Regions from separate parts of the Homo sapiens genome. Here region 2 is linked to region 1. Evidence: chromatin loops called from intact Hi-C (ENCODE). Cell type or tissue: heart right ventricle. All regions are shown on one strand. Links, peaks and the distances in the headings refer to the core of each region. The heading gives the core; the rest is flanking DNA. Region 1 overlaps VASH2 (vasohibin 2). Region 2 has its middle 22 kb from the start of SPATA45.

Region 1 (8,684 bases), core at 135-8,134:
CACTGCAACCTCTGCCTCCCCAGTTCAAGTGATTCTCCTGCCTCACCCTCCTGAGTAGCTGGGATTACAGGCATGTGCCACCACACCTGGCCAATTTTGTATTTTTGTAGACATGGGGTTTCACCATGTTGGTCAGGCTGGTCTCGAACTCCTGACCTCAGGTGATCTGCCTGCCTCGGTCTCCCAAAGTGCTGGGATTACAGGTGTGAGCCACCGCACCCAGCCGAACCTTGTTCTTAAGTATTAAAAAAAAAAAAAAAGACCAAAAAGAAAATATAATTGTTAGAAGGTTTCTTATTTTATGCCCTTGAAAGATTTCCTAACAGCTAATGGTTTTTCCCTGGCATAAAAGTGGTCCAACTAATTCAATGTTGATAGAACTAGAAATCAACAGCTAGCTTCTAGCTAAAGCACAGCTCAGTGAATGGCATTAATCTCTGCCAGCAATTCCACTACCCCTTTTCTCTCTCTCTCTCTCTCTCTCTCTGAAATGGGAAGGAATAGTCATCAACAGTCTGATCATTCCCTTTGAAACCTGACTGCTCAAGGTGGTCAAGAAACTATCCCTGACTAGGCCCTACTCAAATAACTTGTAACCTTACTTATCTGTTGCATGGGCCTTATTTCTTAGCTTGACCATGTGCCCTCCTTTATCGGTCAGGAATTATGCCTCTTATTTCTTTGTGTCTCTCCCCATAGCGACTGGGTCATACACATGATGCTAATTAACACAGCTGACTGCCAGTAGAAATCCCTACACTTCAGTGTGTAGACTCTGCTCATTGTATCAGAGCTCAAGGCTTCCATCCTTCAGGGGATGGTGTCCTCCAGCCTCTGCATGCCCTGGAGATTAGCTATTCCCTTAAACAAAGCCACTGCTACAGGCCTGGAGGAGTGGCCCCCAGATGACACTATGAGGACCATTCTTGGATTGACAGGAAAAGGAACACATGTTTGCTTGGGGATTCAAATTTATATTCCTACCCTAGCCCTCAGCCCACTAATGTGGACAGAACTAGGGTTCTTACACACAAGTCAGGTTTAAAGAGTCCACATGCATCTGGTTCTCTCATAAAGCCTGAAGTGAGCCTCCATTTTGTCTCCTTGCCTGAGGTGGTGTCATCTTTACAAATAGCTAATTTGAGACTTTCTCAAGTAGACTCCCCATACATTAGCATCAGCCTGATGCAAATGTGGTTAGAAAAGTAAATCACTGCTCCACAGTGTGCCCCACTTGTAGAAAATTCAGCAATCAAAAATTCAATTTGCCTGCAGGATAAGGCAAAAGGATAAACCTGCAGTACCTATGCATTCCTTGCTTTAGAAAAAGATTAAATGCAGGTCATTTCCTAGAGCTAGTAAAATATTATTTCCATACTACCTTTCCTGGTTTTGTAATTAGGTAAGCATATATTTTTTATCCAAATATAAACTACATTTGTATTAGATTTTCATAACTGATTTATCTAACGATCTGTGTGCAGCAGCGTCTATTAGTTGCCCCTCAACATCCATTCTTCCCTTCTTTAGTATAAAACACCCGTCTCCCATCCCTGATTTTTAGTTAGGTACATAGCTGCCTTGAATACAAAGTACATCTTCCAGCCTCCCTGTACCCACGCATGGCCTCAGACTAAGTTGTAGCCAGTGAGATTTACATGGAAGTGTGGTGTGGCAGTTAGTAGGACACGTCTTCAAAAGACAACTGGTATGTGCCCTTCATCTTTTTCTTTCCTTTGTTCTTCCTGCTGATGGGAACATGGAAGCGACGGCTGGAGTGGGGACCTCAAGATGGTCTCTAGGGCTGGGCACAGTGGCTTAGGCCTGTAATCCAAGCACTTTGGGAGGCTGAGGTGGGTGGATCATTTGAGATCAGGAGTTTGAGACCAGCCTGACCAACATGGTGAAACCCTGTCTCTACTAAAAACACAAAAAACAGCCGGGTATGATGGCGCATTCCTGTAGTCCCAGCTACTTGGGAGGCTGAGGCAGAATCACTGGAACCTGGGAAGCGGAGGTTGCAGTGAGCCAAGATCGTGCCACTGCACTCCAGCCTGGGCAACAGAGTGAGATTCTGTCTCAGAAAAAAAAAAAAAAAAGATGGTCTCTAAAGATGGCAGCGCAGCAGGAAGCCCATTTCCACCTCTGTTGAGCTGCTTTTACATAAAAGTGAATCATGGCTGGGTGCGCTGGGTCATGCTTATAGTCCCAGCACTTTGGGAGGCTGAGAAGAGAGGATCACTTGAACCCAGGAGTTTCAGACCAGCCTGGGCACCACGGTGAAACCCCATCTCTACAAAAAAAAAAAAAAAAAAAAAAAGCAAAAAAAATTAGCCAGACATGGTGACATGCGCCTGTAGTCCCAGCTACTTGGAAGGCTGAGATGGGAGGATCGCTTGAACCTAGGAGGTGGAGGTTGCGGTGAGCTGAGATTGCACAACTGCATTCCAGCCTGGGCAACAAAGCAAGACCCTATCTCAAAAAAGAAAAAAAAAGTGAATTATGTTTAAGCTACAGCTTACACCTAACCTTAGCCAAACCTGATCCACTAACAGTGGGTGCTAAGTCAACCTGAGGAAGGTTACTGTGTGGAGTATGGAGAACATGCTCCTAGCAAGTTCTAACTCGGGAGGAATGGCCATAGTCCAAATGAAGTCAGGAGTCATACTCACTTCTAGGAGTCAGTCTTCTTCCCTGTAACCCTGCAAACTATGTAGGACCTAAGCCATGGTAGCTCTTTAGATCTCCTGTTGTCTCTGAAAATTAAGCAGTGCATGTGCTTAACAAGAGACTGTCTTGTTCCATGGTCCTTGTAGGACCTACCAGTTAGCTCATCCGAGTTTCTGAAGCTTTCTTACATATGTTGCCTTCCTGGCCTGGCATCTTCCTCAACACCAAGTCACACCTCTCCTCCTTCTGAAACTCTAAATATGCTGCCCTTCATATAAGAAAATAAGACACTAGCTTCACAGTATTTTCAAGTTGTTGGACTAGATCTGCACTGACCTGTTATCTCTCCCTCAGTCCTGTGCCCGACAGTCTCTCCTAGAAAGTCAGTGGCCAGAACAGCCTACAGGGTAGGCTCAGGGAGAAAACAAAGCCCACCCGCTCATCCCTGTCATGGAGGCTCACTGGGATCACTGCAGCTAACTAGCCACAGGCCTGCCACCTCCTCGAGAAGCCACTTTTTGGCCACTCACCTTAATTCCTCACTTTGGAGCCCCTCAGCCCATAAATTTTTTGTAGTTTGTGTGTTTCTTAAACTTCACTCTTTACCATTACCTGTGTTCTGCTATTGGCACATTTGAAAATAGATGAAATTTAATTTGGGAACCTTTGAACTCCTTTTCTTAGTCTTTTCCCTCGCACTTGCACCAGTTTTCCCATGCCTTCCAGGTACCAGGAAATCACCATTATAAATAGCTTTTATTTATTAGACACTTAACGATGTGCCAGGCATCATTCTAAGAGGTTTCCGTGGATTAATTAATCCTCACCATAACCCACGGGGTTGATACTGGTACTGTCCATTTTATAGAGGAGATAATGGAGGTACTGAAAGGTAGGGAATTTGCTCAAAGCAAAGTCATGCAGTTAGCAAGTGTTGGAGCCAGAGTTGGTCCCCAGAATCTAGAGCCCACACCCTGAACCACAATGCAAACTTCACCCTTCCTCTGCCACCTCAAAGCATCTTTCCAAGCATCTGAGAAGGACACCATGGCCACTCCTGCCTCTGCACCTTGGCTTATGCTGTCTCCTGTCTAGAATGCTCTCCCCAACATCTCCACATCCTTAGAAGGCAATCCCAAATGTCACTAACCTCAGGAAGTATTTTCTGACTCCCTACCATCACAATCCACTACTTGCTCTGTATGCTCTGGCATTTTCTTTGGTACATTTGCTATGGCTTAAATGTGTCCCCAAAAGTTCATGGGTTTGGAAACTCGATCCTCGGTGCAGTGGGGTTGGGAGGCAGGGCTTAGTGGGAGGTGTGTGGATCCGGGGGCATCACCCTCATGAATAGATTAGTATTTTCTCAAAAGTGGGTTCTTATAAAAGGATGACTTTGGCCCCTTTGCACACTTGTGCTTGCTCTCTTTCTTTCCTCTCTCCCTCTCTTTGCCCTCTGTCATGGGACAGTGCAACAAGAAGGCTCTCACCAGATGTCAGCCACTTGATCTTGGGTTTCTCAGCATCCAGAACCATGGGCCAATACATTTCCTGTTCATTATAAAGGACTCAGTCTCAGGTATTCTGTTACAGCGACACAAAATGGACTAAGACAACATCTGTTCCAGAATCCTGCCAATTCATAATCATTACACCTGCCTCAGAGACTGTGAACAATTTGAAAGGAGGGACCAGGGAAATTCATCTATGAATCCCACTGTGGAATACGTACTTATCAATCAAATTCTCACTAACATGTAAATGGATGATAGTGAATCATCTGTTACCTTTATCATGGGATATTTTATTTTAGAGACAAAGTCCTAAGCCAGGAATTCAAGTTACCATGACAACATTTTCAGAATTAACAAGCAGGAAGAACATTTATTTTCCGTATTGGAGTGGGTTTGCTTTACCCCTGAAAGCCATGTGGGGAACCTGCCTACTCATTAAGCTGAATGCATCAACAGCTTGAGTGCTTCCAAAGGAAAGGGACTAGGTCATCTTCTTCTTCTGTATCCCCACCCCTGCCACCTTCCACTAAGTACCCAGAACCCAGGAGAAGAAAAGGGCTAATACTGACAGAAAATGAGCTAAACTGAGATTCCTGGTGAACTGCCCAGAAGATGAAATCCTTTTCTTTTACAGCAACCGTGGCTGCAATCTCCTTGGCTGGCATAGGGCAGAAGTAGGTTATCACAGCATGCCACCTGCCTGTGGGGCCCAGCCAGAAATGTCATTCAGTCCTTGCCAGCTCATCTCAGGGCCAGAGCTGGGTGAGCTATTGTGTATAGAGAGGACTCTTCCAAGTGCTCCCCCAGCTCTAATTAGAATATTGCAAGGGGGTTTATTTTTAAGAAACACGAGCACTAGGATGATGATTCAGCCGGGTCTGCACTTGCCCAGAACCTCTCATCGGATCCAGGGTTATTATTTTAGACTAATATATTTCTCCAACCCCACCTCCCTGCCATCCTCCTCCAAACAAGGCAAAGAAATGAAAGAATTTTCTTTTTTCAAGGTTCTCCGGCAACATTTTGTTTTAGGGGAAAAAGAGTAGAAAACTTTACTTTGACTCACTTTGCAGGAGAAAGGATATCCACATGCACAGACAGTCCCAGCCTCACCTGTTGTGACGTAAATGGACTCAGAGTGAACTAGGGTGAAAGCTTGATGGCCTGGCCCCAAGGCTACACTTAACCCCAATGACAGGTCTGCATTCCCGGAGCCAGCTGGACGGAGGGTGCTCAAAGCAGGAGGTAGGCTAGGGAGAACAGGGTGGTGGTTCCACAGAGAAGTTATTCTGTCAAAAATCCTACTACTCTCTGCCACTGCTATCTCAACTTTGACAGCTGCACACCAAGTCCTTCACACTCTGAGGCAGCCTCAGTGCAGAGGAGGAGCTCGGCCTGACCAGATGGTGCCATCTGTGCAGCCACAAGAAGCCTCAGAACCAGAAAGTGATGGAGTGGAGACATGACCACATCCCAAGGCTGAACATGCATAGGGGTGTATCTGGGAGAGATGAGGTTTAAGAAAAGAAACAGGACGAGGAGAGGAAGTTCACAGGGTTCCCTCAACCACCCAGTCTCTCTTCCGCACCTCTGACTGAGGGCCATGTCTGGGTACGTGTGCCGGCAGGTGCTCACCCTCACACAGAAACACAAAGGCCAGACTGGCGGTACAGCCTGCAGGCTCGGGAGTCCAGGAAGGGAAGTGTGGGAAAAGTGCCACTGTAAACGTTAGACTCTTAATCCCGGATGTTAAGAATGTGGAAGAGATTAAACCAGGGGTGCTCTTGGCCCAGCATTTACAAGTTTAAGCAAAGACCCCAGGGCCACCCTTCTTGTGGAGTCTGGCCAGAATCAGGTCAGACCAGGCCCCGATTTAGGATTCACGGCCGGTCTGGGTAGGCCGCAGAGGCAGAGCATGGCCTCAGCTGGACGGACACAGGGAAAGGGAAGCTTCATTCACACCTGTCACCTTCATTCCAGGCCAGTCCGCTCCTCCCTCACATTCCTTGCTTCCCCTGATGGAAAGCACCGGTGCTGGCAGCTGCCAGGGCAGACAGCTGATGTTGCTATGTAAACAGAGGCCTCAGCCAAGACGGATTCGGCCCAGAAGAGATTTTTCAGCCGGTGCCCATCCCTTTGAGCCCTCCCCAGGCAGGAGACTCTGGCCATAGGCCAACTGTTGGAGATTCCAGGGCACAGTTTCCAGGCTCTGATGTCACTTCTCCTTTCCGGGACAAGAACCCCTCAGCTCTAGGAAACCTCACCCTGTCTGCCCCTGTCTGACCCTATGTGACCCTGGGGAGCTCACAGAGGCTCCTGGCTCACTCTGCCTGAGGTGGTCTTTTCTGATGAGGCCCATCATTCCATCTTGGTTTCTCCAAGCATCCCTGGAGACTCTGGGCCATATGAATTTCCCTGGGGGAACTGACCAGGCAGTCACTGGAGTAGAAACTGCCCCTTCACCATCTTGGCGGTTTAGCTTTTCCCTTCGTAGCCTTCCTAGTGTTCTTTTTTGTTTGTTTGCTTCCCTCTACTTTCCACCCTAAGGAAATCTCCTTTTCTCACTGGGGATATTTCTCATTTGGGATCTAAGGAGAATTACTTCTTGGGCACCAGTCAATGTGATTAGACCATGGAATCAAATTTATTTTCAATGACTTCATTAAACAACTTCTGCCCTTACTCAACCAGATGTCTGGACATACGTAATCCTTCCTGACAGAATGCAGCAGGAATTCCATTGTCCAGCTCAAGGCCCTGCAGTGAAAGGAGATGGGCTTTCAGGGCTTACTAACCTCTGGGACCCCCAGGGTGTCCAGCAGGGCAGACAGAGCCCGCTGGAGCCATGAACTGCCACAGAGATCAGTGATGAAGAAGGGAAATCAAAGAGGAAGAAAAGGGGAGGCAAAGAAAGGTGACCAGCAAAGAAAACAGGAGGAGAGACAGCAGGAAAAAAGCAGCCACACAGGGGAGAGAAGATGAAGAGGTTCTCATGGGTCCTCAGGAACACTGGCCTCCATTGAGAAGAATGTTTCACGTGGTCACTCTGGCTGCAAAACCAGAAAATCACTATCTGCTCACTCCAATTCACCCAGGGCCAGCTCATAGGCAGCAAGCCAAGAGTCATGAACTGTCAGAAATGGAAAGGACCTCGGAGAGCGCTGAAGCTTCCCAGTGAGGGCGCTGTTGGCATTTGAGGTGGAACGGTTCTTTATTGGGCAGGGTGGTCCTGGGCTTTGCGGGGCATTTACCATCTCAGGCCCCCGGCCCTAGCAAGGAGCCTCCTCACTTACCAAGATGTGAGAAGCAAACGCTTCCACCTCCCACCACACTTCTAACCCTCCTCTCCCAGAGCTGACCCAGTTGAGAACCCCTGGGAACACCCCTTAGTGAAGAGCTGCAAGGGTTCTGAGGCCCGGGGCTGGGAAGGAGTTGGTTTAAGTTCACAGATGGCCTTTGAAACATGAATCTCAACCTCCCTCTCCCTTTCTCTTTACGAACCACAGGAAAAAACTTGACAATTCAGTGTAGTAGGTGCTTTACACACTCCCAGAGGAGCAGTGTGAGAAAGGACCCGTGGGTGGAAGGGTGGGGGAGTCCTGGTTTCCCTCTTGAAACTTGGTCTCAGCGGATGCTACGCAGTCATCTTCACCTGCCCTCCCCCTCGGCTGATTCTTGTCAACCCAGTGACACTGATCCTCCTCTCGAAAGGGATTATTTAGACAAGTGCAAAAATGGAGAGGAATTCAAGGCTGGAAGTCGCTCCAGCTGGAGGGAGGAGGTGGATGGGGATATAATGCCACTAAAATTATCCATGGCAGACAGGGACTGGGACCCCACAGCTGATGGGCCTCTCGCCTGTTATGGTAATTTTCCACCCTTTGGGCCCCTCCCAAGCTTCCTCATGACACCCAACACATTTAGAAATGACGCGATGGCCTTATGTAATGCTGACAGAATAGCACAGGGACAGAGTCACCAAACCCTAGTCCTGGCCATCTTACAGTAAGATTCCCGGAGTTTGTGGAGTGATTGGGTCAAGACCATATTTGTCACTTTCTCATTTCCTCGCCAAAAGCAAGATTACCTAGAGAAAAGGCTGCTTGGCGAAGGCCATGGGTGGAAGCTGAGAAGCTGCTTCTCTCCAAACATACCTCCAGGAACACAGCTGTCCTGAGTTCTAGTGTGGCAGAATGGCGGGAGCTGGAATCTAGAGAGGGAAGCTGGGGCTTGGCGCTCCAGTGCTTGTGGCCTCTCACAGCTCTTCTTCTTATTCTCATGTCCTGCACCTCTCTTCCCTCTCCTCCTACACAGTAGACCCTGCAATCTCTTCCCCAGCCCTGCAACTCAGAAGTCAAGGTTTCGGAGGAATTAGGGAGAGAATCTTCCCTCCTCAAACACCTCAATCCATTTGAAACTTCAGCTGAGAGATCTGCCCTCCAGAGTTCCCTCCCAACCTCCAAGTGCTGGAGAAAGAGAAAAGAAGTGGCAAGGGTTTCC
Region 2 (8,684 bases), core at 216-8,215, 160 kb after region 1:
GGGTTTAAGCTATTCTCCTGTCTCAGCCTCCTGAGAAGCTGGGACTACAGGCGCACGCCACCACACCCAGCTAATTTTTGTATTTTTAGTAGAGATGACATTTCACCATGTTGGTCAGGCTGGTCTTGAACTCCTGACCTCAGGTGATCCACTCGCCTTGGCATCCCAGAGTGCTGGGATTACAGGTGTGAGCCACCATGCCCAGGCAATCTTCTCCTTAGTAATCTAAAATGTTTAAATAATAGTTTATATTTGTTTCTATAACTCAATGGAATATATTGACCAACCCCACTGATCAGGTTGAAGGCTAAAAAGTTAACACTTGCTTATAAATGATAGATTAACTTCCTCTGTTAAAGTTATGGTTTTGATTATTTGAATAAGGAGATATTTGAGAGGCTAATATAAGGTGCCTGTAGACAGGGCTTTCTGTTACATTACGTTGTCCATCCCCACAGTGGTGATGGTTAGAATTATCTCATGGCCACATCCTATTTGGCTACTATCACCTCCGTTTCATTGCTTCTTGGATCACAGTCTCTTCAAATCACTTTTTTTTTTTTAGACGGAGTCTTGGTCTGTTGCCCAGGCTGGGGTGCAGCAGTGTGATTTGGCTCACTGCAACATCTGCTTTCCAGGTTCAAGCAATTCTCATCTCAGCCTCCTGAGTAGCTGGGACTACAGGTGTGTGCCACTATGCCAGGTTAATTTTTGTATTTTTAGTAGAGACAGGGTTTCACCATGTTGCCCAGGCTGGTCTCGAACTCCTGACCTCAGGTGATCTGCCCGCCTCAGCCCCACAAAGTGCTGGGATTACAGGCATGAGCCTCTTCAGATCTTAACTTGGCTTATGTTCCTTTGTGTGGTTAAGAACCTAGTCCATATGCCAAGCAGAGCACTGCCTGGCCTGGAACCCAGAGCTTCTTGGCATTTGTATTTATTTCAATAAGACATTCACTTTTTATTTGGTTGCCCTCTACTTCCACAGGAAGCTCAGATTCATAGAGAGCCAAAGCATTCTGATATTAGAAGGGATATGGATAAGCCAGCTGGCTTAAAACCCTATGTCAGTCAGGACTATATAGTAGGGCACAGTGTGGATAAGACTCATCAACCATGAGAAAATGTTAAAAATAATAAAAACAAACGACACAGAACTACAGCTAATTTTTCACTTCCCAAAAGGCAAATACCTAGCCAGGCAGTGGTGGCAGATACCTATAGTCCCAGCTACTCAGGAGGCTGGAGTGAGAGATCACTTGAGTCCAGGAGTTCAAGGCTGTAGTGTGCCAGGATCATGGCTGTGAATAGCCACTGCCCTCCACCCTGTGCAACATGGTGAAAGTCTGCCTTTTTTTTTTTTGACACAGGGTCTCATTCTGTCACCCAGGCTTGAGTGCAGTGGCATGATCATGGCTCACTGCAGCTGGACTTCCCGGTCTCAGATGATTCTCCCACCTCAGCCTCCTGAGTAGCTGGGATGACAAGTGTATGCCTGGCTAATTTTTGTATTTTTAGTAGAGATGGGGTTTCGCCATGTTGCTGGTCGTGAACTCCTGGCCTCAAGCAATCCGCCCTCCTCAGCCTCCCAAAGTGCTGGGATTACAGGCATGAGCCACTTCATCCGGCCTGTTTTTGTTTGTTTGTTTTAAAGCAAATACCTAGTGTTAATAACTAAAGGATTATCCTGGCACAGCTGTCATGGGCACCTGCAGAAGACATGAGGCTCCTGGTTCAGAGGCAAAGGATTTTACTACTTAGAGCACAGCAAGGAACACAAGCCTCTTGTTGGGGTCAGTTCCCCTTGCCCTCCCCCACTCCCTCAAGATCCATGGGGCGATGTGAAGATGTCCAGGTAGATGCCACACACGCAGAGGTTTTGCCTCATAGCTGAGGAATCCTGAGCTTAAAGAAACCCAACCTTTGCCCAGAAAGAGACATTATCTTCATTATAGTGGATGGTAAACAGAGCTGCCCTCTGCTCCAGAGGGAGTCACGATCTTCCAAAGAGATTACCTGAAACAAAGGTCGTCAGTGCTTCTGCTCCCTAGATGTGCAGAAACATGGGAGTCCTGTAGATAATTATCTCCCCACATTCAGAAGCTCAAATAAAGACTATCAAATACAGTATTATTTCTTTGGCTCTAGCTAGGATGAATAATAGGAAATAAACACATAGGTTTTGGTAAAGGCGTGTCAGGGTATGGACGGTACATTTCTTTTTCTTCTTTTTCTTTTTGAGACAGGGTCTCACTCTGTTGCCCAGGCTGGAGTGCTGTGGGGTGATCACCTCTCAATGCAGCCTCAACCTCTCCTGCTCAAGCAATTGCCCCACCTCAGCCTCCTAAGTAGCTGGGAAGACAGGTGTGCACCACCGTGCCCAGCTAATTTTTTTACTTTGGCTATGTTGACCAGTCTGGTTTCAAACTCCTGGCTTCAAGCAATCCTCCCACCTCAGCTTCCCAAAGTGCTGGGATTACATATGTGAGCCACCACACCCAGCTGGACAGTACAATTAACACATTCTCTAACCTCAGCTCTCTCCTAACCCTATCCACCCTCCCAGCTGTGTGCCTCTGGTTTTATAGACCTACTTGTGACTCTCTGAACTTGCCTTATTCCGTTACCTCCTCTCTACCTAACTTCAATTTGTGCAAGATTTAATTTGATAACACCTCCTTCTGGAAACCTTCCCTCACCCCTGATCCCACTGTTAAATTTATAGTGAACCCCAATTTTCTCTTCAAAGAATCAGTATGTTAGCATGTTTTGTTTGTTTGTTTGTTTGTTTGTTTGTTTTGAGACGGGGTCTCGCTCTGTTGCCCAGGCTAGAGCGTAGTGGCGTGATCTCGGCTCACTGCCAGCTCTGCCTCCTGGGTTCACGCCATTCTTCTGCCTCAGCCTCCCAAGTAGCTGGGACTACAGGCACCTGCCACAACGCCTGGCTAATCTTTTTTGTGTGTGTGTGTGTATTTTTGTATTTTTAGTAGAGATGGGGTTTCACCGTGTTAGCTAGGATGGTCTCAATCTCCTGACCTCATGATCCACCCACCTCAGCCTCCCTAAGTGCCAGGATTACAGGCGTGAGCCACCGCACCCAGCCTGTTTTTTTTTTTTTTTTTTTTTTTTTGAGATGGAGTCTAGCTTTGTCACCCAGGTTGGAGTACAGTGGCGTGACCTTGGCTCACTACAACCTCCTTCTCCTGGGTTCATGCAATTCTCCTGCCTCAGCCTCCTGAGTAGTTGGGATTACAGGCATGCACCAATACACCTGGCTAATTTTTGTATTTTTAGTAGAGACAGGGTTTCACCATATTGGTCAGGCTGGTTTTAAACTCCTGATCTCATGTGATCCACCTACCTCAGTCTCCCAAAGTGCTGGGATTACAGGCGTGAGCCACCACGCCTGGCTGAGTATATTAGTATGTTCAGCTCTCTTATTCTTTGATTCTCCATTTTAAAGCTTAACTTCCTGGTTCTCTTCACCCCCTTGCCTCTGGTTTCAGTAAACAACTCTCCCACCAGTCCTAGTTAGTAATTCACATCTGTTCCCCTGGTCACCTGCTTCATCCTGACTCATTCCGGTCACCTGCTCTGACCTGAGTCATGCCTGGTCACCCAGTCTGACCTAAGTCACCTTAGTTACCTGTTCCTAACCATCTTTCCCACCAAACTACTCACGCTGCCACTCCGGCTCGTACTCCTGCTCTTTTTAAAACAGCCAATCGGAATTAGCTTAGACTGTGCTGTCCAACCTAAGCCAATAGGGGAACGACACAGCAGTAGGAGCTACCTGCATCAGGAATAACTCCTTCCCTTCCCCTGTCCAGGTATGCTCTCACCATTGTTCCATCTGTGAAGGGCACACTTTCTGCAGAAAGTAAAAATTGCCTTGCTGAGAAAATTAAATTTATGTTGGAGTGCTATTTCTTTGCTGCACTGGGGAACAAGCATTTTGCATTTCTAACACCACCTTAGGCATTTTCTACTTTATCCTCCTCTATACACCCTACAACAGTCTCAGGCTAAAACCAGAAACTCAAAAGTCACAAGACAATATATCCATTGGGACTCTGACCTTACCTGAAATGGCAGAAAGTCCACATGCTCTCTACCCCCTCCCAGGAGTGTTTCATATCTGTCAATGCATGGGTTTCCTCAGTAGCACTAAATCACAGACACTTTCCTCCTTTTCTGCCCTGGCTCCCTGCAAAGCCCAAAGGCAGTCTGCTGGCGGAATTCCTTCTTGCTTGGGAAGGTCAGTCTTTTTCTATTTCTAAGGCCTTCGACTGATTGGAGGAAGCCAATCCACTTTACAGAGGGTAACATGCTTCACTCACAGTCCACTGATTTAAACGTTAATCTAATTTACAATATACCTTCACAGAAACATCTAGAATAATGTTTAACCAACTAGCTGAGTAATGTAGCCTCACCAAGTTGACACATCAAATTAACCATCACAGAAGCTGTCCCCCAAAATAACCCTTTACCTTATACTGGGGGATTCTCTGGCATCTGAAAGACCCAGGCCAATGCTCGTGATTCCCAATTCCCCACTCTCTGAATTCCACTGGGGTGGATGGACTCTGGCCTTGCCCGTGCCCTTGAGAACCAGAGAGGAGTAGAGGGGGCCCCACATGAAACTCATTATCCTCAGCTCTACCAGGTGGCTCAGGAAATCCACAGGGCAGCCTTGGTAGGCTTCTGGGAAATTTAGTAAAGAGCAAGGCTGACTGGCACTCTGGAGGAATTGTAAGAAATTTGCTATTTGTGGCTGGGTGTGGTGGCTCATGCCTGTAATTCCAGCACTTTGGAAGGCCGAGGCTGGAGGATTGCTTGAGGCCAGGAGTTCAAGACAAGCTTGGGCAACACGGCGAGACCCTGTCCCTAAACATAAATTAATAACATTTAAATAAAAACAAATTTTGTGTCTGGCTACAATGGCTCATGCCTGTAATCCCAGCACTTTGGGAGGCTGAGGTGAGATGATTGCTTGAGCTCAGGAGTTCAAGACCAGCGTGGGTAACATGGCGAAACCCTGTCTCTTCCAAAAATACAAAAATTAGCCAGGCATGGTGGCTTGTGCCTGTGGTCCCAGCTACTTGGGAGGCTGAGGTGGGAGGATGGCTTGGGCCAGGGAGGCAGAGGTTGCAGTGAGCCAAGATGGCGCCACTGCATTCCAGCCTGGATCGTCGCTCTGTCAAGTGAGACCCCATCTCAAAAAAAAAAAAAAAAAAAAAAAAAAAAAAAAAAACCCACACAGAAAAAGAAAACCAAATTGCTATTTTATTAACAGTTTTTGATCTTTCTTTCTCTTTCTCTTTCTTCTCTTCTCTTCTCTTCTCTTCTCTTCTCTCTCTTTTTCGTGGGGCTGCCCCAAAGGGCCTCACGAGCACCTGTGGACAACAGCCAGATGGCCTGATTCACACGGCACAAGGGGGACACTTCCACAGCCTGTGGTCTCACGGCCCAGGCTCGGCTCGCCCAATACGTATGGAGTCCTCCCGGGGACCACTGTTGATGATGGCGTTCACCAGGACCTGCAGAGAGTCCTCTCCTGTGAGCAGGTGAATGGTCTCGAAGGCATGCTTGGTGATGCGCAAGGTCACGAGTTTCTTGCAGTTGTTGCGGCATCATGGAGTGAGTGCGGCACTCCACAATGGGGTGCTGAGCTTTGCGGAAGCGTTTGGCGGCATACTACCCTGCACTGTGAGGCAGGTGCTTGGCATACTTCTTCACTGCAATGTAATCCTGCAGGGAAATGTTATTGATCTGCATGCACATCATGGGTGCTCCACTTCCCAAAGAGCTTGATGTCTGGGCTCTCTGTCCCCGCAGGTGCTATTGTCTCCCATTTGGTCCCTGAGGGCACAGCCTGAGCATCTCTATTGTTTGGCGTGGACCGCGTGCCGCCCTGGCACAGACAGGAAACTAGATATTTCAATGATCGTTTTTAGGCTTCTTAAATTACATCAATAATAAATGTTTCCATTTGGGTCCCAGATAAGAAAGTGAGAGGAAGCAGATTCAAATGACATTTGCATGTAGAGTCCTTCTATAGGAAGCTACTGATTTCAGAAGGCCCCTGTTAAAATGGGCTTCCCTGATAATATGTGTTAGTCAGTCCAGTAAATTTCTGTTTGGTGACAGTATTGCATTGGCAAGCTTTGTTGTGGTGGTAGAGGTAGCTGTGTGACACACCTCAAACCCAGAGAGGAACCTTGGGAAATGGGGTTATTGGAGATCTCTTGTGACCTTTGGGGATTGGGGAGAAGTTCCCCTAGGACTTGTTTTGTGTGGGGTTTTGTGCTACAATTTCACAGACTCGATTCTTTGTTTGATTCCAACGGGTGTATTCTTTCTGGTCAAATTAATTCCTGACTCCTGACTTTTCTTCTGAGTTTCCAACAAAAGGATTTTTTTTTTAACAGAGTCTTGCTCAGTCACCCAGTCTGGGGTTCAGTGGCTCGATCTCATCTTACTTCAACCCCCACCTCCCGGGTTCAAGTGATTCTCGTGCCTCAGCCTCCGGAGTAGCTGGGACTACAGGCGCACCCACCATGCCTGGCTACTTTTTGTATTTTTAGTAGAGATGGGTTTCACCATTTGGCCAGGCTGGTCTGGAACTCTATCTCAAGTGATCCTCCCGCCTTAGCCTCCCAAACTGCTGGGATTACAGGCATGACCACAACTCCCGGCCTCAACAAGAGGGCTTTTTATAATGACAGGAGTATTACATAAACAGTGAATTGTGGCTATTGATGAATTGCAAGGCATAACTACCCCTAAGGGTTTAATGGCTCAAGACCATCTCTGGGGTTGAGGTTAAGCAATTCCTGGAAAATTCAAAGTTCTTATTCCCTATCCTGACATTTTAAAATCAGGAAAGAAGCCTCAAAATACATGAAAGATGGGAGGGAAAGAGAGGAAGGTAAGTTTTGGTCTTGGGAATGGTGGAGTTTTGTGGACTGATTGCCTTCCCTATCAGTCAGAGTTTAGTTTCAAGAAACAGAAACCAACCTTGACTAATTTAAGCATACAAATTTATTAATATATTAGGTAGCTCACATAATCTCCAAGAGGGCCAAAAACCAGGTTTGTAGGTTATAGAGCTAGAAACAGTGCCCCAAATCAGGTCACAAGGCTGGTCCATGAAGACTCACTGCCTTGGGACACTAGATACAGCTACTAGGATCAGTGCCACCACTGCCTCTGAAAATGGGTGCAGCTGCTACTTCCCACACCAGCACAAAGTCCCATGCAGTTGGTTTCTTTATATTCCTGGCTTCTGACTCAAAATCTGGGCTGTGTACCTCTGATTGGTGGAACTTAAGTCATGTATTTGCCATAATAGTGAGGAACACTGGGAAAGTAAATATTTGGCATTTTCAGTCTCTAGGGTGGAAGATGGGTCCTGCCTCATAAAATGAGGGCTTTCTCACTTTATTATATGAAAAGTAGGCCCAAAATATTAAACAGTGTTCATTGCAGTGTATCCCTTGGTTGCCTCCAAGTCAATACATATCCTTCTTGCCATAAGAATTTAAAATGCTTTCACAAGTATGATCAGCATCTTCCATATCCTTCCAGTGTCTCATCCTTTAAATTAATTGGAATTTTGCTGCCTGGAGACCTATGCAGGCTATATAACCAATCCCAGATTTCCCTCTCTTCCTTCTTTCCTATTTTCCTTCATTTTCCTAAGGGTCTCTTGATGACAACTACTTCAGGGTATTGATTTTCTCATTAAACAGGGTTCTTAAAAATGCAAACATCATGACTGGGCGTGGTGACTCACACCTGTAATCCCAGCACTTTGGGAGGCCGAGGCGGGTGGATCACCTGAGGCCAGGTGTTCGAGACCAGCCTGACCAACCAGACGGAGAAACCCCGTCTCTACTAAAAACACAACGATTAGCTGGGCATGGTGGTGGGCACCTGTAATCCCAACTACTCAGGAGGCTGAGGCAGGAGAATTGCTCGAACCCAGGAGGCGGAGGTCGCAGTGAGCCAAGATCGCACCAGTGCACTCCAGCCTGGGTGACAGAGAAAGACTCTGTCTCAAGAAAAAAAAAAAAGGCAAGCATCAGAAACAAAATTTGGCTAATTTATTATTATTATTTATTTATTTATTTTTTTAACAGAATCTTGCTCTGTCACCCAGGCTGGAGTGCAGTGACACGATCATGGCTCACTGTAGCCTCGACCTCCTGGGCCCAAGCGATCCTTCTACCTCAGCCTCTCAAGTAGCTGGGAACACAGGCATGTACCACCAGGCCTGGTGAGTTTTTAAATGTTTTGTAGAGACCGAGTCTCCCTATGTTGCTCAGGCTGGTCTTGAACTCCTAGGTTCAAGTGATCCTCCCGCCTTGGCCCCCCAAAGTGCTGGGATTATAGGCACAAGCCACTGTGCCCAGCCAAATTTGGCTAATTTAAGCAGAAAAGGAATTTACTGAAGGATATTGAATAGTTCATAAAATTTCCAGGAGGGATGACAAAACAAACTCAAGCCAGTGTACAAGAACCATAGAGACTCCACTGCCACAGACACTGGGCATAGACTGTGTGGCTAACACACTGCCACCTTCTGCAAGCTAGCCTCAGAATATTGCCATTAAAATCCCTGCCACACTACCCACACTTGTAAGCATGGAGTAAGCTCAGTACTGGCTTTTTAAAAT

What was found. A loop is a pair of places that touch in the nucleus more often than their neighbours do. Peaks named below come from ENCODE experiments on the same cell type or tissue, not always from the same donor. Only the 100,000 strongest peaks of a DNase experiment are listed, where the experiment ranks them.
Region 2: it touches region 1 in a loop (2.2-fold over the local background); 80 of 110 quality-filtered maps call a loop at or near these places.

Annotation. Positions count from the first base shown.
Region 1 is chr1:212,978,835-212,987,518 of GRCh38, reverse strand. All of the region lies in intron 7 of VASH2 (vasohibin 2), which reads right to left. Among named protein-coding and RNA genes, the nearest start is that of VASH2, 33 kb to the right of the region's middle. RefSeq lists enhancers at 5,528-5,677, 5,788-6,007, 7,840-7,889 and a silencer at 7,258-7,552. In heart right ventricle, for the core only: no CTCF peak of the experiment used is centred there; DNase peaks (open chromatin) are centred at 4,899, 5,465, 6,331 and 7,378; H3K27ac peaks cover 2,583 bases.
Region 2 is chr1:212,821,206-212,829,889 of GRCh38, reverse strand. It overlaps the pseudogene RPS5P4. Among named protein-coding and RNA genes, the nearest start is that of SPATA45, 22 kb to the left of the region's middle. In heart right ventricle, for the core only: no CTCF peak of the experiment used is centred there; no DNase peak of the experiment used is centred there.